Linked DNA regions of Homo sapiens: region 2 is linked to region 1. Evidence: read pairs that join two places in POLR2A ChIA-PET (ENCODE). Cell type or tissue: MCF 10A. All regions are shown on one strand. Each heading gives the region's core, and the rest is flanking DNA. Links, peaks and the distances in the headings are about the cores only.

Region 1 (11,717 bases), core at 2,004-10,003:
TTGCCCTCTAGATCGCTTTTCCTTTTCTAGGGGTTTCTATAATTGAAAGCACAGAGTATTAGACTTCTGTCTAGCTCTCTTCATTCAGTGAACTCTTTCCTGAGATTTAGCCCTGTTTCTTGAGATGTATCCCTGTTGCTGGGTGTTCCTTTTTATTGCTGAGTAGTACTCTGCTGCATGGATATATCACAATTTGTTTTTCCATTCACCTGTGGATGGACATTTGGGTTGTTTTCAATTTTTGACTATTATAAGCAAGTGGCGACAAACATTAATGTGCGTGTGCCTTTGGGGGCATGTTCTTGTTTCTCTTGGGTAAATACTCAGCAGTGGAAGGGCTGGGTGGGGCAGACTGCTTTCCAGGGTGGCCGTGCATTCCCACTGGTGTGTGTGAAAGTCGCTGTTGCTCCACATCCTCACCAACACTTGGCATGGCCGGCCTTTTTCATTTTGACCATTCTAGGGGGTGTGTAGTGCTATGCAGTGTGGCTCACACTGCAGTGTGGAAGAACAAATGGTTTCTGATGGTCTGTGATGTGCTGGGAGGAGCTGATCTGAACAATGAAGAGGGTAACTATTGGAGGAGTGGGTGCTGGTTTATTTTATGAGGCACCAGAAGGCAGAACTAGGGCCAATTAGTGGTACCCATAGGGATTTCAGAAACAGCTTTCTATCTGTCAGGACTGTCCAATGACGGAATGAATTTTCTTACGGAGTAGTGAGCTCACCATTGCTGGGAGTGGTCAAGCCCTTGAGTAGCTGGTGAGACTTGTGGGGTTGGATTAGATTTCTAACGAGGTTCCTCCAGGCCTGCCTATTTTGGCTTCTGTGGTTCTAGGAATCATCAGGTGATAAAAGCCTCGTTACCAGAGTAAGCATTAATATCCAAGTCTTGCTGGCTCCGCCCCCCACCTACGCCTGTGGGAACTCCAGCTCCTGGGTTCATTCTTCTCTCCTCTCAAGAGTGTGGGTGAATCCCCACCCCCTCCCACCGCTGCTGCTGCCTCCAGCGTCTCCATCGGGGTCCTGCCCCAGCGGGGTCCTGCCTCCCAGGGCCCCCATGCTCTCAGTCCTCTGCCACTTCGGGAGCTCACTGCTTGCCAGGGAGAGAGGGGAAGGGCGCTCCTTGAGGATGGGTCCCCTGGCAGGGCGGCGTGGACCGTCTTCAAAGCAGCTCTCTCTGCCCACACTCAGCCTACCCACCCAGGATTGTTGCTGCTGCTGAGGTGGCCGGGCTGGAGCGGGTCCTGGTACCAGGTGTCAAGATGTGTCCAGAACCAAGACCCCCTCCAACCGGGGGCCCCTGCCACTGAATCTCGCTTGCGACCTGCTCTCCGCTTTCTCTTACGGAGCCTTTCCTCCTCAGCTCCTGGCAGTCTTGCCTGGTTTCCATTGGGCACCTGCCCCAAGTCAGTCAGTCACATCATACATGTGTCTGAACCCCAGCCATGGCGAGGTGCAAGTGCCTGTTGCCCCGTGGCCATCCTGTGACCAGGAGGACGGTTGCACATGGAGGCTGGATGCTGAGTGTCACCCAGCCCTCATACTGCATGCATCCAGATCTCAGATCTGGCAGGTCCTCTATGACCCAGCAGAAGTAATCAAAGGCAATTTCTTTTAAAAGGAAGACTTTCTTTGGGACTATGTTTACCCTACTTGATTCTTTTATTTAAAAATAGGTAGGCTGGGTGCAGTGGCTCACACCTGTAATCCCAGCACTTTGGGAGGCCGAGGTGGGTGGATTACTTGAGGCCAAGAGTTCAAGACCATCCAGGGCAATATGGCAAAACCCAGTCTCTATTAAAAATACAAAAATTAGGTGAGCATGGTGGCGCATGCCTGTAATCCCAGTTACTCAGGAGGCTGAGGCAGGAGAATCACTTGAACCCAGAAGGTGGAGGTTGCAGTGAGCCAAGATAGTGCCACTGTACTCCAGCCTGGGTGACAGAGTAAGACTCTGTCTCAAAAAAAATAAAAAAAAAATAAAAAAGTGTAGAGCATATCCACTTTTGAAACCAGTTTTGTAGAATGAGTGTTTTCCGTGTATGTTAGCTAGCCTCTAACATGGCTCCCAGTGGTCCCTTCTCCTGGGATTCGTGCCCGTGTCATCCCTTCCAACACTGTACCAGGGTGCGTCTGTGTGAAGGATAAAATACGGGAGTACTGATGGGGCGTCACTTCTGAGATCAGGTTGTGAGAGATGCTGCAGCTTCCGTCTTGGTAGTTTTCTCTCTCTTTTAGGTCATTTGCACTGGAGGGCCAGCTGTCCTGTCCTGAGCAGCCTTACAGAGAGGCCTGTGGGGCAAGAAACTTAGGTCTCACCCCAATAACCAACAAGAAACCGAAGCCTGCTGCCCACAGCCCTGTGAGGAGCTTGACGGCAGAGTCCCCAGCCCAGTTGAGCTTTCCAAAGATGGAAGCCCTGGCTGACGTGTTGGTTGCAGCCTCACAAGAGACTCTGAGTCACAGCCACCCAGAAAAACTTCTCAATTCCTCTGTGACATAATGAATGCTGTAATTTTAAACACTGAGCATGGGGCTAATTTGTTATGCAGCAATAGATAACTAATACACCCTGCGATAATGTACTAGGATTTGGGACATCAGTCATTTCCTCCTGCTTTACCCCACCCCAAACTACCGGGAGCCTGCTGTGCTATGGGGAGCCCTCCTGGTCCAGCACAGCTGATAGGACCAGGGGAGTCACTTGACCAAAGCCAAGACAATTCAGTTGTCCCTTCTAGAAATTCTTTCTTTCTCCTTTCTCCCTTCCTCCTTCCTTCCCTCTCTTCCTCCTCCCCTCCCTCTCTTCCTTTTTCCCTCCCTTCCTTCTTCCCTCCCTCCTTCCTTCTTCCCTCTCTTCCTTCTCCCCTCCCTCTGTTCCCCCTCCCCTCTTTCTCTTCCTCCTCTCCTCTTTCTTTTCCTCTTCCCCTCTTTCTCTTCCTCCTTACTTCTCTCTCTTCCTCCTTCCCTGTCTCCCTTCCTCCTTCCTTCTCTCCCTCCCTCCTTCCCTGTCTTCCTCCTTCCCTCTCTTTGTCCTTCCTTCCCTCTCTTCCTCCTTCCCTCCCTGGTTTCTTTCTTCTCTCTCTCTCTTCCTCCTTCCCTCCCTGTTTTCTTTCTTCTCTCTCTCTCTTCCTCCTTCCCTTTTCCCTTCATCCATCCCTCTCTCTCTTCCTCCTTCCCTCCCTCTCTTCCTCCTTCTCTCCTTCTTTTCCTTCTCCTCTCCCTCTCTTCCTCCTCCCCTCCCTCTCTTTCTCTTCCTCCTTCCTTCCCTCTTTTCCTCCTTCCCTCCCTTTCTTTCTGCCTCCCTCTTTTTCTTGCTTTATCCCTCTCTCATTTTCTTTCAGCAGGAAGAGAAGATGGAATCAAATAGCTGTGAGGTTGAGCTAGAGTAGTGGGTAAGCTCTGGAGATAAGGCAGCCAGGCTGGCCTGCAGAGAGAGAGAACATTGCAGCCAGAGAGAAGCAGGAGGGATTTAGTGTGGTTGAGGAGACACACGCTGCTGAGGAGCTGGTGGTTTTGTGTGTCTCGATGGTGCTTCCGGCCGTGGAACTCTGGGGCATTCCTCTGATGCTAAAAATCATTCTTTTGACTGGGGCTCTCATAAGCTTCTGCTTTTTCCCATCAAATGATCGTCAGACAGTAGTTTTTGAAGGCCACATTTTTGAATAGACACAGAATGTCCCATAGAGTGGAGCTGCCTGAGTTTGCATCACCATTTCAGGTTATGCTTGGACATCACCTCATTGAACACTTGGGTAAGCTTCAATTTCTCTCTGTTATAAACAATGCCCCGATGAGCATCTTTGGCACTCACAGCTTTTTTCACATCTCCAGTTACATCTCTAAGAGGCCTTTCCAGAGGTGGGAGGAGTGTGTGCCATTTTAGACAGTAAAAGTACCCTGCTAGATGACTGGCCAGGCGCGGTGGCTCATGCCTTTAATCCCAGCACTTTGGGAGGCTGAAGTGGGCAGATCACCTGAGGTCAGAAGTTCGAGACCAACCTGACCAACATGCTGAAACCCCATCTCTACTAAAAATACAAAAAATTAGCCGGGCGTGACTGCACATGCCTGTAATCCCAGCTACTCAGGAGGCTGAGGCAGGAGAATTTCTTGAACCCGGGAGGTGGAGGTTGTGGTGAGCTGAGATGGCGCCATTGTACTCCAGCCTGGAAAACAAGAGCAAAACTCTGCCTCAAAAAAAAAAAAAAAAAAAAGTACCCTGCTGATGACTTTCCAAAATAATGGCCTGACACGCCCACCAGCAGTAGCAGGCATCACTCACCTCACTGGCCCTCACTGGCGTCAGGTCTCTCTCACTGGGGTTGGGGGGTGTATTCTCCTGCTGTTTGTCAGGCTGCTGTGAACTTGACCCTCTGCTACATGCTTGGGGATCAGGGGTCACCCAGTTTGCGCAGCAGCCATGCAGTGCCAGGTCTCTGGGGTCCGAACAAGTCAGCAAAGATGTATGTCATGATGGTTAGAATGAAGTGGATTCTAAACACCACTTAAGAATACATTAATAATGGTGTTGGTGTGTTATTCATCTTGAAGAAGTGACAGATGTTTCCCTCAGCAAAATGCTGACGTGGGAAAATGAGTTGGGAGTTAGGAGATTGATGAGTTTCTTCCAAGGGGCTCATTGCCTCTCGCCTGGACAACCTCCTTCCCGGTCCCCTGCCTCTGGCTCCAGCCTCCATCCACGCTAGTGTCTAGTTTGTCTTCCTGAGGGAGTCTGGGGACGTGGGATAGGTGCTGGGTTTGGAGTTGGGTGGTGGAGATCTGGTCTGGGTTCTATCCCTAAGCTCCTAGGTGTGGGGACATCAGCTTTTGTTACCCCCATTCTTGGGCCAGCAAATCCAATTTTCCTTTGGGGTCCCACCCTCTTCTCAGTCCTGGGGTGCCATGTGGGGCTGACACTGCCCCCGCCGCCTCACCCCCACTCCAGGAGTAGACACATTATCCCCAGACGTGGCCACTGAGAGTCCTGCAGACCTGTGGCAAGTGTTTGTCAGAGGGGAAGCATGTGTCCCAAGGTAAGCCTGGATCCAACCGCACCTGAAGTTCACTCTTCAACATCCTGGTCATGCTTGCAGAGTCCCTCGTCCTTTCAAAAAAGCCAGTCTGAATCAGGTGCTTGTCACTTGCAAACAAGAGTTGCCTCTGAAGACACAGCAGGACCTTGAATAAGTCCTTTGTCTTTGGTGGGCCTCAGTTGCCCTGTCTGGAAAATGAAGGGTTGGATTCTCTGAGGTTCTTCCAGCTCTGGAGGTTCACAGCCCCCATCTGGGCCATGTGACTTACACATCGAGGGGGGCCACAGGTGGACAGGCTGACTCTAGTGGAGACTCAGTTGCTCTGTGGCCTTGCCAGGAGAAAGCTCGGCGGGCATGCTCTCCCCAGACCTCCAAAATGCTGCCTTGGAAAGGAAGCAGTGGCTTAGCAGGCACCCCCTGGGGGTAGGGGAGGATCCGGGGGCATATTGGGGTTCCATCCTGTGACCAGCAGTGATAGGTGCTGCCCCTTCTCTGCATCTCTCAATGGCTCCCAAGTACCTTCAAGATTAAGTCTTATCCCTTTAGATGGGGAAAGAGCAAGACTTCTCACAGGGCTTAATAAATATTCAATGAATGAATGAATGGAAGAACAAGCACATTCCCTTCATGACCAGGCTCCCTGGCTGACTCCGCAGCCCTAAACTCCCCAGCCCTAGACCCTCCTCCTTCTGCTCTGCACAGCAGCACTCCCTGCCTTCTTGGACACGCTATGTCCTTTTGTGCCTTGGCCTTGTACATGCTGTTCCCTCTGCTTGGAACATCTCCTCCCACCACCTGCCTGGCAGACTCACGTAGCCTTCAACACTCAGCTCAGCGCATTCATCCGCTGACTCAGCCAACATTTCTGGAGCCCCTCCTGTGTGCCAGGCATGATCTATGTGCTGGCATTGAACAAAAAAGGTATAGTCCCCCTTCTCAGGGAGCTGCCTGCTTGTGGGGAGGCCACCAGCTGGGGATGCATGAGCTGAAGGACATTAAGCTGGGGGAAGAGATGGGGAGTATTGTGAGGAGCACTTTTTGGGGTTCTCTGATCCAGTGATATTTTGAGGTGAGGGAGTGGGCCTCGCAGGTCTGGCCCAGGCAGAGGTAACAGCAAACGCGCAGGCCCTGAGCTGGGAGCCAGCTTGGAATGTTTGAGAACCGGCAATGAGATCCCAGCGGTTGGAGTGAGGGGCGAAGGGCAGGGGAAGAGGTTCAAGAGGTCACAGCCGAGGGCTGGGGGGCAGCTGCACACTTGCTGGCCTTTTACCCTGAGTTGGGGGTCACTGGGGAGGGCAGGACGGGAGCGTTTTGAAGCAGGGACAAGGGCAGAAGTTGGGAGGTTGAGGTGGCAGCAACAGGAGCCATGGAAGTGGTCGGATCCTGGGTCTGCAGGCGTGGGGTGTCGGAGAGACAGGGTCGAGGATAAGCAAGGGGGCATCATCACCCACAGAGTTGGGGGTGCCGTGAAAGCAGGTCTGGGGCAGGGGCCGCCAGGGCTGGGTTTGGGCCTGTGGATTTCGAGATGCCGTCACTCAGCTGCGTGAACTCCTGGAAGTGAGCATGGACACAGGAGTCCCGTGCTCTGGGGAAAGGCTGGGGCTGGAGGTGTGGGTCAGGGAGAGAGAAGGTGGTGGAAGCCAGAGACTGCGTGGGTCACGTAAGGAGGGAGTGAGGGTGGGGCACAGGACCAGAGCCTCCCAGGAGGTCAGGGAGGCCAGGAGGCACCGGCAGAGGAGCCAGGAAGCAGGAGGAAAACCAGAGCGAAGCTGCTGAGGACTGGAGAGGAGACCCAGCCTCCCTGTGTTAGGTGCTGCCGCCGCCTACACCCAGAGGCACTTGGCTATTTGGTCCTGCCACAGGCAGGCCATGGGTGATCCTGAGAAGACATATGAGGATGAAAGCCCAGTTGAAGCAGAGAGGGAAGTGGGGGACTGGAGAGTGTGGCAGAGGGGTCAGGAGTCAGGGGGCATCTCTACAGCAAAGCCCTAATGAAAGGGGGGAGTCAGGGATGTGGATGCCTTGGAGGAAAGTTCTACCGGCAGAGTGAACAGCTGGGGCAAAGTCCCCAACCATGAGTGGGGCAGCCTGTGTTTGGAGAACTAGCAGAAGGCTGTTTTGGGGGAGGTGGGCAGCCCAGGGCTTCGTGGGCTGGGAGCAGGCTGGAGTTGAGTCTGCCTGAGGCTAATGGGCAGCTACAGAAGGCTTCGAGTGCTTGATTTATTTATTTTTTTAAAATGCCCTTGGCTGGGCACGGTGGCTCACGCCTGTAATCCCAGCACTTTGGGAGGCCAAGGCGGGTGGATCACTTGAGGTCAGGAGTTTGAGACCAGCCTGGCCAACATGGTGAAACCCCGTCTCTACTAAAAATACAAAAATTAGCTGGGCATGGTGGCAGGTGCCTGTAGTCCCTGCTACTCGGGAGGCTGAGGCAGGAGAATCGCTTGAACCTGGGAGGTTGCAGTGAGCTGAGATCACGCCACTACTCCAGCCTGGGCGGCAGAGCGAGACTCCATCTCAAAAAAAAAAAAAGCCCTCTGGCTCCTGAAAAAGGCCCTCTGGAGTCTTTAATTCCTGTCCCTGCTGACTCCCTTCCTGCCACACCCTTATCCCGGGCCCTCCCCTGACTTCCCAGCAGCCGTGGCTGCTGTCCCCTCTCCCTCTGATCTCAGCCAGGCTGCGGGGGCCCCCCTTGGCCACCCAGGCAGCGGAAGCTGGGGGCCAGTGGGCATCCCCTGGGGCCTCTCTGGCCGGTGTGAGGGTCCTTTGTCTCCATTTGATCAGGCCCTCGTGGAGCCGGAAGTAGCCTCTGATACCCACCAGACAAAGGGCTTCTTTGAGAGGCCAGGAAGTGGCGAGCTGGGATTTATCTGCCCAGGGATTTGTGGGACCATCCGAGGGCCACAGGGCAGGAGCCCTGGTCCTCACAAACCTGTTTCTATGATGTCACTGATCTTCCTCCCTCCACCTCCTTGCTCAGCTCTCCCTGAGTCCCCCAGTCTTTTCCTGCTCTGGCCCTCCAAGGAGCCTGTCACAACAGTGCAGCTCTCATGCGGAGCTGCCACAGCAGGTGCAGCAGCTCTGAGAAGGGAGACAGTTCTTATTCCTGTTTCACAGGCAAGTGAGCGCAGGCACAACAGGGTTAAGTAACCAAATTCCCATGTAAGGGGTGAGCTGGGGGGCACCCCCCGGCAGACCCACTCCAGAGCCCACTCTCTTAAGCTCCCTGCAGTGCGCCCACAGCATCTGACTTGGGTAGGGGGGTCATGCAAGCTTATGTCTTTTTTTTTTTTTTTTTTTTGAGACAGGGTTTCACTCTCTTGCCCAGATTGGAGTGCAGTGGCGTGATCTTGGCTCACTGCAACCTCTGCCTCCCAGGCTCAAGTGATTCTCTTGCCTCAGTTCCACTACTGCACGGGCTAATTTTTGTATTTTTTGTAGAGATGGGGTTTCACCATGTTTGCCAGGCTGGTCTCGAACTCCTGACCTCGAATGGTCCACCAACCTTGGCCTCCCAAAGTGCTGGGATTACAGGCGCGAGCCACTGCACCTGGCCAGCCTCATGTCTTTTAACCACCACATTTTACAGAAGGCCTTGAGAGGGGAGGGAATTGTCATGTCACATAGCTAGTTAGGGAGCAGAGCCCAGGGCTGGGCCTTGGAGTGGAAGAGGCTTGGATTTGAATCCCAGCTCTGTGCTGTTGCTTGTTTGTGACCTGGGCAAGTCCCTTACCTCTCCTAAGGGTTATTTTTCTTGTCTTGAGGCCAGCAACACCCTCCTGCGGGATCGCTGTGCTGACCCAATGCACTGAGACACGCCTCTGTCTGGTGCAGGACATATCCCCGAGGTGCCAGTTCCTTTTCTTCCCCTTCGCTACACCCAGGGCCAAAGCTGACCACAGTTCAGGGGGTGACATGTTCCAAGGTGCTTACACCTCAGCAGTGGCCTCTGAGTACCCCCCGGAGCCATAGCCTTTCATCAGGGTGCCAGCCCTAATCACCCAGGGTGCTCCTGCAAGGCTTCAGGTCAGAAGGAGTGAATCCCCAGTAGCAGAATGCCCGACCCTGTGGTGGGTGGTGGAGAAGAGGCTTGGAAGGCTGGAGTGTGCAGGATCCATTCCCACATCTCCAGGGTGGGCAGCCAGCCCTGCTGGAGGAGCAGCCGCCTTGCTGGGCGGGCAGGTAACTGAGTTGGCTGAGCCCGCACTTCGTTAAAGGGGAGGGGACTCAGGGTCTGGGGGCTCAGGGAGCTACTGATCTGTCAGGAAGCGCTGCTCAATTTTCCCCGATCAGACCTGTTTCCCAAACAGCCTTTCCTGAGGGGGAAGGATCCAGGACAGGGCCTCCCCCTGTCTTCTCCCTATGGCCCGTTTCTCCTTTCCTAACAACACCCAACCTTCGTGTGTGTGTGCCCCGTCCTGGGCTCAGGACACTTGGTGTCTTATTTGACCCTCCAACAGCTCTGTGCAGGGGGCACACTTGGGCCTATTCCAGAAGAGAAAATGGAGGCTCTTCCACACAAAACCCCTTGCTCAAGGCCATGCAGCTACCAATTCGTCAGCCAAGATTCTAAGACTACTTGGCTGGGCGCGGTGGCTCACACCTGCAATCCCAGCACTTTGGGAGGCCGAGGTGGGTGGATCACCTGAGGTCAGGAGTTCGTGATCAGCCTGGCCAACATGGTGAAACCCCATCTCTATTAAAAATACAAAAATTAGCCGGGCATGGTGGCGCACGCCTGTAATCCCAGCTACTTGGAAGGCTGAGGCAGGAAAGTCATTTGAACCTGGGAGCGGAGGTTGCAGTGAGTCGAGATCGCGCCACTGCACTCCAGACTGGGCAACAGAATGAGACTCTGTCAAAAAACAAAACAAAACAAAAAAAACTACATTCTTAACCCCTACTCAGGGCTGCTGGGTCAGATGGGAATGCAAACTTGAGTAGGCAGCAACCAGCAGGGACGGTGGTCCCCCGTGTTAAGAGAAGGAGGGTCTATCTTTCTCACATGATGGGAACTCTAGGGCTGGTGCACAGGTCAGCAGCATTGTCAGAGTGCAGGCTCTCCCAACTCCGTTGTCCCTAACTTGTGGTGTTTGCCCTCGTAGTTCCAAAGTGCCTGCTGTGCCTCCAGCACTCACGTTTCATTCCAGGCAGAGAGGCACTGGGAAAGTCAAAGGTCTTGGGAGGCTTTTTTTAAAATTTGGGAAGTAGCCGGGCGTGGTGGCTCACACCTGTAATCCCAGCACTTTGGGAGGCTGAGCGGGGGAGATCACTGAGGTCAGGAGTTCTAGATCAGCCTGGCCAACACGGTGAAACCCCGTCTCTACTAAAAATACAAAAGTTAGCCAGGCATGGTGGCAGATGCCTGTAGTCCCAGCTGAGGCAGGAAGAATAGCTTGAACCTGGGAGGCGGAGGTTGCAGTGAGCTGAGATGGCACCACTATTCTCCAGCCTGGGTGACAGAGCGAGACTCCTTCTCGAAAAAATAAAATAAAATAAACAAAAATAAAATTTGGGAAGTGAAGCCCTTCCTCATTGACTCCCACCTAGATCTCTTGGGCTAGAACACGCGCCTGGCTACTCATGGGTGGAAGGTAGTCAGGAAAAGAGCTATGAGCCTTCCAGCCTCAAGAGCTGGGTAAGGCAATGGAGGGGCAGCTAGGGGAGGTGTTGGGGGTGGGGGATCCATGTCCCTGCCTGGCTACTGTGGTCCTGCTACTGGTTCCACGCCCCCTGCAGAGGCTCCACCCCCGCCGGAGAGTTGAGGGACTTCCTTAATGTGCCTCTGTCACCCAAGGTCTGGGAGGTCACAGGAAGCCAAGAGAGCTTGAGCAACAGGGCAATTTGTTCTCGTTGCCTCATTTTCCTCATCTTTAACGCTGGGCCTTCACCCTACCTGCCTGACAGAGTGGCTGGGGGGATTAAATGAGACAGCGCGCACAGGGGCTGCGGCGGCTGAGCCGTGGACTCTGCATGGCACATGGTGTTTCTGGAGTGCTGCTGCCAAGCAATTGCCTTCTTCGTCCTGGCTTCAGGTTTCCCAGCTGCAAAATTGGATGAACGAATCATATTCTATGCCATGGGGTCATTCTGAGGATTAAATGACATTACACACCAAAGTGCTTCAGGGGCCATCTCCGTCTGCTTCTGCTGATTTCCGTGGGGTAGAGTCATAGAAGGTCAAGGCCCCTGTGAAGGTTCTTGTACCCAACAGGGGAGGTGCTGTTTCCAGCTGCGATTTGAAGAGGGAGGCGGTGGAGGGGAGGGAGGCCCTGCCAAAGCCCAGGAGCCCCCGGACACCTCCTGCTCAAGTCCCCACTTCCTCCAGGGGAGGCCCTGGGGACCCATCAGATAGTTTGCCGGCACCCTCCCAACAGAAGTCCCGGACTGATCAATGGCTCCCTGCTGGACTTTGAGCCTTCAGCCACAGTGGCCCAGCCTGGTTGGCTAGTCACAGCTGCTGTACCCAAACCTGGCTCCAGGGAGAGCAGAGGGGCTCCCTGGGACCCGCATGGGGCCCTGACCTGCTCAGGAGGGATGCAGACAACCTCTGCCTCTTTGTCGCTCCATGCCTCAGTTTCCCTGTGGCTCAGCATCTTGGGAGAACAGGGGATGGCGGAGATGCTGGAGCCCCTTCCACAGTTCCATTTTGCCTTGCCCCCTGGTTTCCATCTGGGC
Region 2 (11,717 bases), core at 1,208-9,207, 310 kb before region 1:
TCTTGTCGCCCAGGCTGGAGTGCAATGGCACGATCTAGGCTCACTGCCTCCGTCTCCCAGGTTCAAGCGATTCTCCTGCCTCAGCCTCTCAATTAGTTGGGATTATGAGCGCCCGCCACCACACCTGGCTAATTTTTGTATTTTTAGTAGAGATGGGATTTCACCATGTTGGCCAGGCTGGTCTTGAATTCCTGACCTCATGATGTGCCTGCCTTGGCCTCCCAAAGTGCTGAGATTACAGGCGTAAGCCACTGCTCCTGGCCTTCTTTTTTTTTTTTTTTTTTTTTTTTTTGAGACAAGGTGTTGATCTGTTGCCCAGGCTGGAGTGCAATGGCATGATCTCAGCTCACTGCAACCTCCGCCTCCCAGGTTTAAGCAATTCTCCTGCCTCAGCCTCCCAAGTAGCTGGGATTACAGGTGCCCCTCACCATGCCTGGCTAATTTTTTGTATATTTAGTAGAGACGGGGTTTTGCCACTTTGGCCAGACTGGTCTCGAACTCCTGACCTCAGGTGATCAACTCCCCTCGGCCTCCCAAAATGTTGGGATTACAGGCGTGAGCCACTGCGCCCGGCCTGGTACAATTTTTTTAAGCATATAAGGTGCCACCATATTTGTGTAGCCAAGGCCAGGAGTGTGATTGCTTTGGAATTCTGACTGGGGCACGTGTGGTATAATCCCAGCACTTTGGGAGGCTGGGGTGGGAGAATCACTTGAGGCCAGGAGTTTGAGGATGCAGTGAGCTATGAACATGTCACTGCACTCCAGCCTCAGCAATAGAGTGAGATTCTGTCTCAAAAAGAAACATAAAACAAAAACCAAAAACCTAACCTTTGTTCTGAGAGCCTGCTTCTTTCAGTATTTCTATCACACCTCTTTTTTTTTTTTTTTTTTTTTTGAGACAGGGTCTCACTTTGTCGTCCAGACTGGAGTGCTGTGGTGCTTCCACAGTTCACCATAGCCTGGACCTCCTGGGTTCAAGCGATCCTCCCATCTCAGCCCCACAAATAGCTGGGACCACGGGCACGAGTCACCATGCCTGACTAATTTTTGTATTTTGTGTAGAGATGAGGTTTTGCCATGTTGCCTGGGCCAGTCTTCAACTCCTGAGCTCGAGCAATCCGCCTGCCTTGGTTTCCTAAAGTGCTGGGATTACAGGCGTGAGCCACCGCACTCAGCATCTTCTATCACACTTGATGGGGAATTAGAGGTTCACATTCCAGGCCTGGCCTGTCACCTGCACACAGCCCTCTGTTCCTACCATAGCAGATAGAAGATTCTTCCCACCCCATCCAGTGAATCACACTGGGAACTTCTTCAGGGTTCTGACGCCACATGGCAGTTCCTGTAGCCAAGGCCTGGTAGCCAATAGATGCTCCATAAATGGTGAATAGAAACATACATGGGCTGGCCGCGGTGGCTTATGCCTGTAATCACAGCACTTTGGGAGGTTGAGGCGGGTGGATCACCTGAGGTCGGGAGTTTGAGACCAGCCTGGCCAACATGGCAAAACCCCGTCTCTTCTAAAAATACAAAAAAAGTGTCCGGGCATGGTGGTGGGCACCCATAATCCCAGCTACTCAGGACACTGAGGCAAGAGAATCACTTGAACCCGGGAAGCGGAGGTTGCAGTGAGCCGAGATCCCGCCACTGCACTCTAGCCTGGGCAACAAGAACAAAACTCTGTCTCAAAAAGAAAAAAAAGAAAGAGAGAGAGAGAGAGAAACACATGAACAAGCCAGGCATGGTGGCTCACACCTATAATCCCAGAACTTTGGGAGGCCGAGGCCGGTGAACCACTTGAGGCCAGGAGTTAGAGACCAGCCTGGCCAACATGGCAAAGTCCTGTCTCTACTAAAAATACAAAAAAGAAAAAAAAGCAAACAGAGGGGCTGGGTGCGGTGGCTCACGCCTGTAACCCCAGCAGCTTGGGAGGCCAAGCTGGGCAGATCACCTGAGGTCAGGAGTTCGAGACCAGCCTGGCCAACATGGTAAAACCTCATCTCTATTAAAAATACAAAAAAAAACTGAGCAAGGTGGCGGGCACCTGTGATTCCAGCTATGAGGGAGGCTGAGGCAGAAGAACTGTTTGAACCTGGGAGGCGGAGGTTGCAGTAAGCTGAGATCTTGCCACTGCACTCCAGCCTGGGTGACAGAGAGAGACTGTCTCAAAAAAAAAAAAAAAAAGAAAAGAAAAGAAAGAAACATACACAAACAAGTGAACTGAGTGCTCAGTACATGCACTTGGCATTTATATATTATGTCTTCATCTATGCATATTATTATTTTTTCTTTTTCTTTCTTTTTTCTTTTTTAGATGGAGTCTCACTCTGTCTCCTAGGCTGGAGTGCAATGGTGCGATCTCGCTGCAACCTCCGCCTCCTGGGTTCAAGTGATTCTCCTGCCTCAGCCTCCTGAGTAGCTGGGATTACAGGCGCATGCCATCACACCCTGCTAATTTTTGTATTTTTAGTAGAGAAGGGGTTTCACCATTTTGGCCAGGCTGGTCTCGACTTCCTGACCTGAAGTGATCTGCCTGCCTCGGCCTAAATGCTAGGATTATAGGCATGAGCCACTGCACCTGGCCTATCTATGCATATTTTTCTAATTACAAAATAATACATGATTACTATATAAAATAGTTATGATTATAGAGGTCTATGAAAATGAGTTTCCCCTACAACCCTGCTTGGCAATAACCACTAAAAGCAATTTGGTTTTTTTGTTTTGTTTTGTTTTTTTTGAGACGGAGTCTCACTCTGTCGCCCAGGCTAGAGTACAGTGGTGTGATCTTGGCTCACTGCAACTTCTGTCTCCCGGGTTCAAGCGATTCTCCTGCCTCAGCCTCCTGAGTAGCTGGGATTACAGGTGCCCACCACCATGCCAGGCTAAATTTTGTATTTTTAGTAGACACAGGGTTTCGCCATGTTGGCCAAGCTGGTCTCGAACTCTTGACCTCGTGATCTGCCTGCCTCGGCCTCCCAAAGTGCTGGGATTATAGGCATGAGCCACCGTGCCCGGCCCCAGTACAATTTTTTTTTTAAGCATATAAGTTTCCACCATGTTTGTGCAGCCAGGACCAGGAGTGCGACTGCTTCAGAATTCTGACTGGGCCAGGTTTGGTGTAATCCTAGCACTTTGGGAGGCTGGGATGGGAGGATAGCTTGAGCCCAGGAGTTTGAGGCTGCAGTGAGCTATGAACATGCCACTGCACTCCAGCCTGGGTGACACAGTGAGACCCTTTCTATAACAATAATAATAATAAAGAATTCTGAATAGGTAAGACTATTGATGATGATGATGATGTTGGACTTGTGTTTACTGAGAGTACTAAGTCCCAGACTCTGTTCAGAGCACCTTACGTGCATTATCTCCTTTAATTCGAAGAGATTCTCTGAGACAGGTACAGGTAAGTGTGTGCTCCTCATAGGAGCAGTACAGCCTAGTGGTACCCGGTTGCCTGGTCTCAAATTTCAGGTATACATGCACAAGATATATGGCCTTAGTAACTTTTTTTTTTTTTTGAGACATGGTCTCACTCTCACTGGGGCTGGAGTGCAGTGGCACCATCATGGCTCCCTGCAGCCTCTACCTCCTGGGCTCAAGTGATCCTCATCCTCCTGTTCAGCCTCCCAAGTGGCTGGGACCACAGTCTCGTGCAACAGCCCAGCTAATTTTTCTACTTTTTGTAGAAATGGGGGTCTCACTATGTTGCCCAAGCTGGTCTTGAACTCCTGGGCTCAAGCGATACTCCAGGCTCAGCCTCAGCCTCCCAAAGTGCTGGGATTACAGGCATGAACCACTGCACCTGGCCCAGTAACATTCTTACCCTCTCTGTGCCTTAGGTTTCTCGGTAAAACAAAGATGATAATAACACCTCCCTCATAGGGTTGTGGCCCAAATGCAATGAATGAATGTGTACCAAGCATGTGACGTGCCTGGCATGATTTTACAGATGAGGACATGGAGGTGATCCAGCGTAGATTCAAAGCTGCATTCACTGGCCTGGTTCCCTAGCATGAGCGGTCAGTGCCTGCTCAGTCCTCCCAGGCATCCCTTTCTGGGGGACAGCCTGTTCCTGGGTCTCTGAGGCAGTATGGGGAGGTGGAGTCAGGGAAAGTTCACTTCTTGATCCTTCCTGTGTTTCCTCAGCTGTTGAGCACAACAGTGGCTTTCGTAATTAAACAGTAGACAGTCTTAGGAGAACTAGGAGCAAGCCCTTCCCACTCTAAAACCCTCAGAATTGCTTTGCTGGTTATAAAACGAATTTGTGCAACTCCCTGGGAAGGTCTCAGGGTCAGGTGTTTTGTGGGAGAATCATTTCCTGCTTGGCCTGAGGGAAGAGCTGCTTCTTCCTGCTGAGATTCAGGCCAGTGGAGGCAAGCCTGCATGCAGACGCCACAGCCCATCCCTGACCCTCCCACCCCCACCCGGGACTCTGTTGTGGGTAGTCAGGCAGAAAATGAAAGGGAAGGGGGCTCTGTTCACAAAGTTGCTGTGCAAATCATTTATTTATTTATTTATTTATTTATTTATTTATTTATTTATTTTAAAGTTCTTTTTTTTTTTTTTTTTTGATACAGGGTCTTGCTCTGGCACCAGGCTGGAGTGCAGTGGCATGATCTCAGCTCACTGCAACCTCCGCCTCCCAGGTTCAAGCAATTCTCCTGCCTCAGCCTCCCGAGTAGCTGGGATTACAGGTGTGCACCACCACACCCGGCTAATTTTTGTGTTTTTAATAGAGATGGGGTTTCATCACATTGGCCAGGCTGGTCTCAAACTCCTGTCCTCTCACCTCCACCTCCCAAAATGCTGCCTTTTTTCTTTTTTAGACAGTTTCGCTCTTGTTGCCCAGGCTGGAGTGCAATAGCGCAATCTCGGCTCACCTCCCGGGTTCAAGAGATTCTCCTGCCTCAGCCTCCCAAGTAGCTGGGATTACAGGCACCCGCCACCATGCCCAGCTAATTTTGTATTTTTAGTAGAGATGGGGTTTCTCCATGTTGGTCAGGCTGGTCTCGAACTCCTAACCTCAGGTTATCCGCCCACCTCGGCCTCCCAAAGTGCTGAGATTATAGGCGTGAGACACCGCTCCCTGCCTGGAAAAAAGTTTTAAAAGATGCTTATAGAAAAAGGACAAAAATTATTTCTTTTTTTTTTTTTTGAGACAGGGTCTCCCTCTGTCTCCCCAGCTGGAGTGCAGTGGCCTGATCTCAGCTCACTGCAGCCTGAACCTCCCAGGCTCAAGCAATTCTCCCACCTCAGCCTCCCAAGTAGAAACACATTTGGGATTACAGGCGCATGCCACCACACCTGGCTAATTTTAGAATCATTTCTTTAAAAAAAAAAAACAAAAAAACTGAGGTTTAAGAGGGAATGTGAGAAAAAGAGAGCTACTCCTCATCTGCACTCCCCCAACTCCTGAAGCCCCTTACTAGCAGACGGCGGGCTCCCAGGCCTGAGGGTAGGAGCCGGCTCTGGGAGTAACAGAGCAGAGGGCACTTGGCCAATGGCCCTGTTCCTATTCCTACCCAGAGGCCTTTGCACACCCTGACCTCTCCTGGACTAGGGCTCCTCCCCAGGTCAGGGGAAAAGGCCTCCTCTCTCCCCCTTCCTCCCTCTCTACCCCACCCCCTTCTTCCTACTTATCATTTTGGAGAGTCATTTAATTCCTGGGGTTTCTGTGTGTGCTGAGTCTGTGCGTGTGCTGGGAGAAAGGAGCCTGGCTTCTATCCAACTGAAAAGAAAGAGGAATAAACCACAAAACCAAAACACACACAAAGACAACTTGGAAGACAATATTTATTCTGATTTTGCTTTTGCTTTAATACGTAATATGTATACATGTTCCAGACAACACATTTGGGAACACAAAATAAAAATAAGGTTGCTTATGACCTCAGGAGCTAGCTAACCTTTGCTGACAATTTCTGTCTTCTCTTTGGGTTTCAGGACATGTGTTATGTTGGGGCTTTCTGCACCCTCTGGCTGGGGAAGAGACCTCATCTGTCACCTCACATCTTCATTCTCTCCCCACTCTAGGATTTAGAGGGTGTAGTCAAGGGGGAAGACCTGGGACAGGTTAAACCAGAGGGGTGGCTGGTGCAGAGGACTGGGCAGGGACTGTGACTTTGTCCCTCAGCTGCTGTGGGAAAGGACTTCGTGAACAATGAGTTGACCAGAGAGTCGGGCTTCATCCTACTGCCCAGAGAGGCCACCTTGACTCAGCAGAAAGGTCCCCGGGGAGACAGCATAGTTCCCCAATTTCCTTTATATTTTTTATCTTTTTCCTTTTTTTTCTGAAACATGGTCTTGCTCTGTCACCCAGGCTGGAGTATAGTGGCACAATCATGGCTCACTGCAGCCTCAACTTCCGAGGCTCAAGCAATCCTCCTGCCTCAGCCTCCCAAGTAGCTAGGACTAGAGGTATGTGCCACTATATCCGGCTAATTTTTATTATCTGGGCCAGGTGCGGTGGCTCACGCCTGTAATCCCAGCACTTTGGGAGGCCGAGGCAGGTGGATCATGAGGTCAGGAGTTTGAGACCAGTCTGGCCAACATAGTAAATCCCTGTGTCTACTAAAAATGCAAAAAAAATTAGCCGGATGTCGGGAGGCAACGCTTGCAGTGAGCCGAGATCGTGCCACTGGACTCCAGCCTGGGCGACAGAGTGAGACTCTGTCTTAAAAAAAAAAAAAAAAAAATTAGCCAGGTGTGGTGGTGTGCACCTGTAATCCCAGCTACTCAGGAGGCTGAGGCAGGAGAATCACTTGAACCCGGGAGGCAGAGTTTGCAGTGAGCTGAGATCATGCCATTGCACTCCAGCCCAGGCAACAGTGCAAGAATCCGTCTCAAAAAAAAAATTATCTGTAGAGTCAGGGGACTCCCTATTGCTGCCCAGGCTGGTCTCGAACTCCTAGGCTCAAGTGATCTGCCCACCTGGGCCTCCTGAAGTGCTAGGATTACAGGCGTGAGGCACCAGGCCTGGCCTTCATACCTTTTAAAATGTATTCATTCACTCACTCATTAAACATTAACTGCTGTCCACCCTGGGCAGGCTCTGGGGCCTCTCAGGTGGAGAAGTTGCCAACTGGGCCCTCCAACAGCCTGCTTCTGACCTGGGGAAAGTAAGATACAAGAAATGTGCCCAAGGAAAGCAGGGGAAGGGAGGAGGAAAAAGGGAGAGAAAGGAAGGGCGTGTAGCAGTATTCCCCGCATGAGTGAACAATTTGTAAAAGAATATTACATATTACAACAGCATTTTTCTTTGGAAAATGCAAAACAAAACTCTAACTTTGTTCTTAATGCAGACTATGGAAAGTAAATTGTGAGGAAATCTTGGCCCTTGGGGGTTTATCATGGGTCCCTTCAGTTAAGCCTGTGGGGAAGGCAGGGAGTAGGGCAGGCCTTGCCACTCTCCAGAGGCCTCTCAGTAGAACGTGACCTATTTCTATTTACCAGAATGGCAAGGGCAGGGGTGCAGGAATGGGAAGAGGACATACCTGATTGGAGAGCCAAGAATTTGGGTCCTGAGAGTCAAAGGGAGAGGTTGGCAAATTCAGGAACACATAGCTGCGTGTAGTGGCTCTCTCCTATAATCCCAGCATTTTGTGAGGCCAAGGCAGGAGGATCACTTAAGCCTTGGAGTTCAAGACCAGCCTGGGGAACAAAGTGAGATCCAGTCTCTACAAAAAATAAAAAAATTGGCTGGCACAGTGGCTCACACCTGTAATCCCAGTACTTTGGGAGGCTGAGGAGGGCGGATCACCTGAGGTCAGGAGTTCGAGACCAGCCTGACCAACATGGAGAAACTTCATCTCTACTAAAAATACAAAATTAGCTGGGCGTGGTGGAGCGTGCCTGTAATCCTAGCTACTCGGGAGGCTGAGGCAGGAGAATCGCTTGAACCTGGGAGGCGGAGGTTGCAGTGAGCCGAGATCGCACCATTGCACTCCAGCCTGGGCAACAAGAACGAAACTCCATCTCAAAAAATAAAAAAAAAAATTGTCTGGGCACTGTGGCGTGTGCCTGGTCCCAGCTACGTGGGAGACTGAGGTGGGAGGATCAAGGTGGGAGTTCAAGGTTGCAGTGAACTATGATCCAGCCTCTGTCACACAGGCTGGAGAGCATGGCCACCATGTTGGCCAGGCTGGTCTCGAACTCCTGGCCTCAACTGGTCTGCCTACTTCGGCCTCCCAAAGGCTTTGTAGGCCATATGGTCATGGTGGTACCTACTCAACTCAGCTGTGGGGCACAAAAGGAGCCACAGGCACTACTTAATCAACTGGGTCTGACTGTGTTCCAACAAAACTTTATTTATGGACACTGAAATTTGAATTTCATATCATTTGCAGAAAAATGTCAAGAAATAGTACTCTTAAAGTTTTTTCCCCACCTTTAAAAATGTTACAATCATTCTTGGCTTGCAGGGGTCCTACAAAAACAGGGAGTCAGGTGGTAATGACGTGTCAATGTAGATTCATCAGTTGTCACAAATGTACCACTCTGATGGGGGATATATTGAAAACGGAGGAGGCTATTCATGTATAGGGGTAGGAAGTATACAGGAAATATGGTATCTTCTGCTCAATTTTGCCACAAACCTAAAACTGATCTTAAAAAATAAAGCCTGTCTTCCAGGTGCGGTAGTTCACGCCTGTAATCCCAGCACTTGGGAGGCCAAGGTTGGGGGGGGGATCACCTGAGGTCAGGAGTTTGAGACCAGCCTGGCCAACATGGTGAAACCCCATCTCTATTAAAAAAAAAATACAAAATTAGTCAGGCACGGTGGCATACGCCTGTAATCCCAGCTACTCAGGAGGCTGAGGCAAGAGAATTGCTTGAACCCAGGAGGCAGAGGTTGCAGTGAGCCGAGATTGCACCATTGCACTCCAGCCTGGGCAACGAGAGCAATACTCCATCTCAAAAAATAAATAGGCCGGGCATGGTGGCTCATGCCTGTAATCCCGGCACTTTGAGAGGCCGAGGCGGGCAGACCACTTGAGGTCAGGAGTTCAGGACCAGCCTGGCCAACATGGTGAAAACCCGTCTCTACTAAAAATACAAAAATTAGCCGGGCGCTTGAACCCAGGAGGCAGAGACTGCAGTGAGCCGAGATCATGCCACTGCACCCCAACCTGGGCGACAGAGTGAGACTCCATCTCAATAAATAAATAAATAAATAAATAAAGCCTATTAAAAAAAGAAGAAGAAAGAAAGAAAAGAAAACAGGAAGCAAGCTGAGAATTTAGCTTGTGGCCTGTACTTGCTGATCCCTGTTTTAGAGAATTACAAAAAGTTGCTCCATCCTCCAGTAAGACATTATATAAGTTAGTTTATTATTTCTGGGGAATAACAATTATAAGACTGGGCATACCTGGGCATAGAACTGGCTCACATCTATAATCCCAACATTTTGGAAGGGTGAGGCAGGAGGATCACTTGAGGCCAGGAGTTCCAGACCAGCCTCAGCAACATAGTAAGAGCTCTACAAAAAAATTTTTTTAAAGAATAACAATTATGACAAGCATTAAATCATTCTGTAAAAATTATACAAATCAAATATTGAATATAAGGTAATAGAAAATTATCATTGTTGCAAATATGTTGTAATTATTCAATGGTTCTCATATTAGATTCTAGAAAATAACAAGATTTTTGGCATCCTGGGCAATCAAGATTTTGAGACCAGCCTGGCCAATATGGCAAGACCACATATCTACAGTTTTTTTTGTTTTTTTTTTTAAGATGGAGTCTCACTCTGTTGCCCAGGCTGGAGTGCAATGGCGCCATCTTGGCTCGCTGCAACCTCCGACTCCTGGGTTCAAACAATTCTCCTGCCTCAGCCTCCTGAGTAGCTGAGACTACATGCGTGTGCCACCATGCCCAGCTAAGTTTTTGTATTTTTAGTAGAGATGGGGTTTCACCGTGTTAGCCAGGATGGTCTCGATCTCCTGACCTCGTGATCTGCCCATCTCGGCCTCCCAAAGTGCTGTGATTACAGGCATGAGCCACCGCGCCCGGCCCAAAAAGATTTTTAAAAATCACCCTGCGTGGTGGCACATGCTTGTAGTCCTAGGTACTGGGGAGGCTGGAACAGGAAGATTGCTTTAGTCCAGGAGTTCAAGGCTGCAGTGAGCCATGATCAGACCACTGCACACCAGCCTGGGCAATTAAGCAAAACTCCATCTCTTATTAATAAAAAAAAAGGCGGCCGGGCACAGTGGCTCATGCCTGTAATCCCAGCACTTTGGGAGGCCAAGGCAGGAGGATCACAAGGTCAGGAGATTGAGACCATCCTGGCTAACACGGTGAAACCCCGTGTCAACTAAAAATACAAAAAAATTAGCTGGGCGTGGTGGCGGACGCCTGTAGTCCCAATCTACTCAGAAGGCTGAGGCAGGAGAATGTTGTGAACCCGGGAGAAAGAGCTTGCAGTGAGCTGAGATTGTGCCACTGCACTCCAGCCTGGGTGACAGAGCAAGACTCCGTCTCAAAAATAAATAAATACAAAAATACCTAAAATAAAAAAAGACCGGGCACAGAGGCTCATGCCTGTAATCCAGCACTTTGAGAGACTGGGGCAGGAGGATTGTTTGAGCCCAAGAGTTCGAGACTAGCCTGGGCAACATAGGGAGAACCTGTCACTACACAAAGTAACACGATTAGCTAGATGTGGTGATCCTTGCCTGTGTACCCAGCTACTGGGGAGGCTGAGGTGGGAGGATCACTTGAGCCTGGGAGGGAAAGCCTCGGTGCGCTGTGATCGCACTCCAGCACTCCAGCCTAGGTAAGAGAGTGAGACCCTGCCTCAAAATACATACATACATACATACATACAAACTAAAAAGAAAAAGATTCTTATCTGAGATAGATAATTTTAACTACAGTTGCTGTTTAATATGCAAAATTATGTGGCCAAGTAGATATATAGTCAAAAAGTAATTTGGTTTAATGAATTCTTTGTCACTGTTTTTTCCTAGTTTTTCTCAAAATCCATCAGTTACAGAGTGTGGAAGTTGTAGGTAAATTCACATCCTGCTCCATCTGCAATGTATTAATGCCATGTTTTGCTAAAACTAGTATCTAAAGTATTTCCTTTTCTTCTGGCAGTGCATCTAATTTCTCCTGAAATCTGGTGATGTAGATGAGTCATTTAGTGTAGCTGGTGGAAACAAATGCTTAAGACAGTGCCTAGATTATAGTAAGCAACTGTATGCATATATTTTAAATGAATAAAATTCCTTTTTAAATAAATTTGTGGTGCAGACCTCATGCGTCCAGGCAGGAGGTCTCTGTGACCCAGGTCTCTGCTCCCCAGCGAGGGTGGCAGCCCAGAGCCATGGCTCTCGCGAGTGGTTTATGTGGCACTTGAGGCTACAAGTCCAAGTATCTTCAGCTCAAGAAGAAGTTAGAAGATGAGTTCCCCCGGCCGGCACAGTGGCTCACGCATGTAATCCCAGCACTTTGGAAGGCCAAGGTGGGCAGACCATGAGGTCAGGAGTTCGAGACCATGTTGGCCAACATAATGAAACACCGTTTGTATTAAAAATACAAAAAAAATTAGCCTGGCACGGTGGCGGGCGCCTGTAGTCCCAGCTACTTGGGAGGCTGAGGCAGGAGAATCACTTGAACCCAGGAGGTCGAGGTTGTAGTGAGCCGAGATCGCACCACTGCACTCCAGCCTGGGCAGCAGAGTGAGACTCCATCTCAAAGAAAAAA

The links. ChIA-PET counts read pairs that join two places held together with the same protein. Peaks named below come from ENCODE experiments on the same cell type or tissue, not always from the same donor. Only the 100,000 strongest peaks of a DNase experiment are listed, where the experiment ranks them.
Region 2: POLR2A ChIA-PET joins it to region 1 with 5 read pairs; 1 of 35 experiments calls an interaction of 5 or more read pairs at or near these places.

What each region holds. Positions count from the first base shown.
Region 1 is chr1:30,782,865-30,794,581 of GRCh38, reverse strand. No RefSeq gene overlaps it. Among named protein-coding and RNA genes, the nearest start is that of LAPTM5, 31 kb to the right of the region's middle. RefSeq lists an enhancer at 6,199-6,711. In MCF 10A, for the core only: no CTCF peak of the experiment used is centred there; DNase peaks (open chromatin) are centred at 5,831, 6,691, 7,641 and 8,701.
Region 2 is chr1:31,095,182-31,106,898 of GRCh38, reverse strand. LOC124904579 (UPF0764 protein C16orf89-like) reads right to left here and starts at 6,693. Exons shown (of 4, transcript XM_047439474.1): 1 at 6,617-6,693; 2 at 1,306-1,357. The coding sequence starts at 6,693. It also overlaps the pseudogene SELENOWP1. In MCF 10A, for the core only: no CTCF peak of the experiment used is centred there; DNase peaks (open chromatin) are centred at 4,258 and 5,668.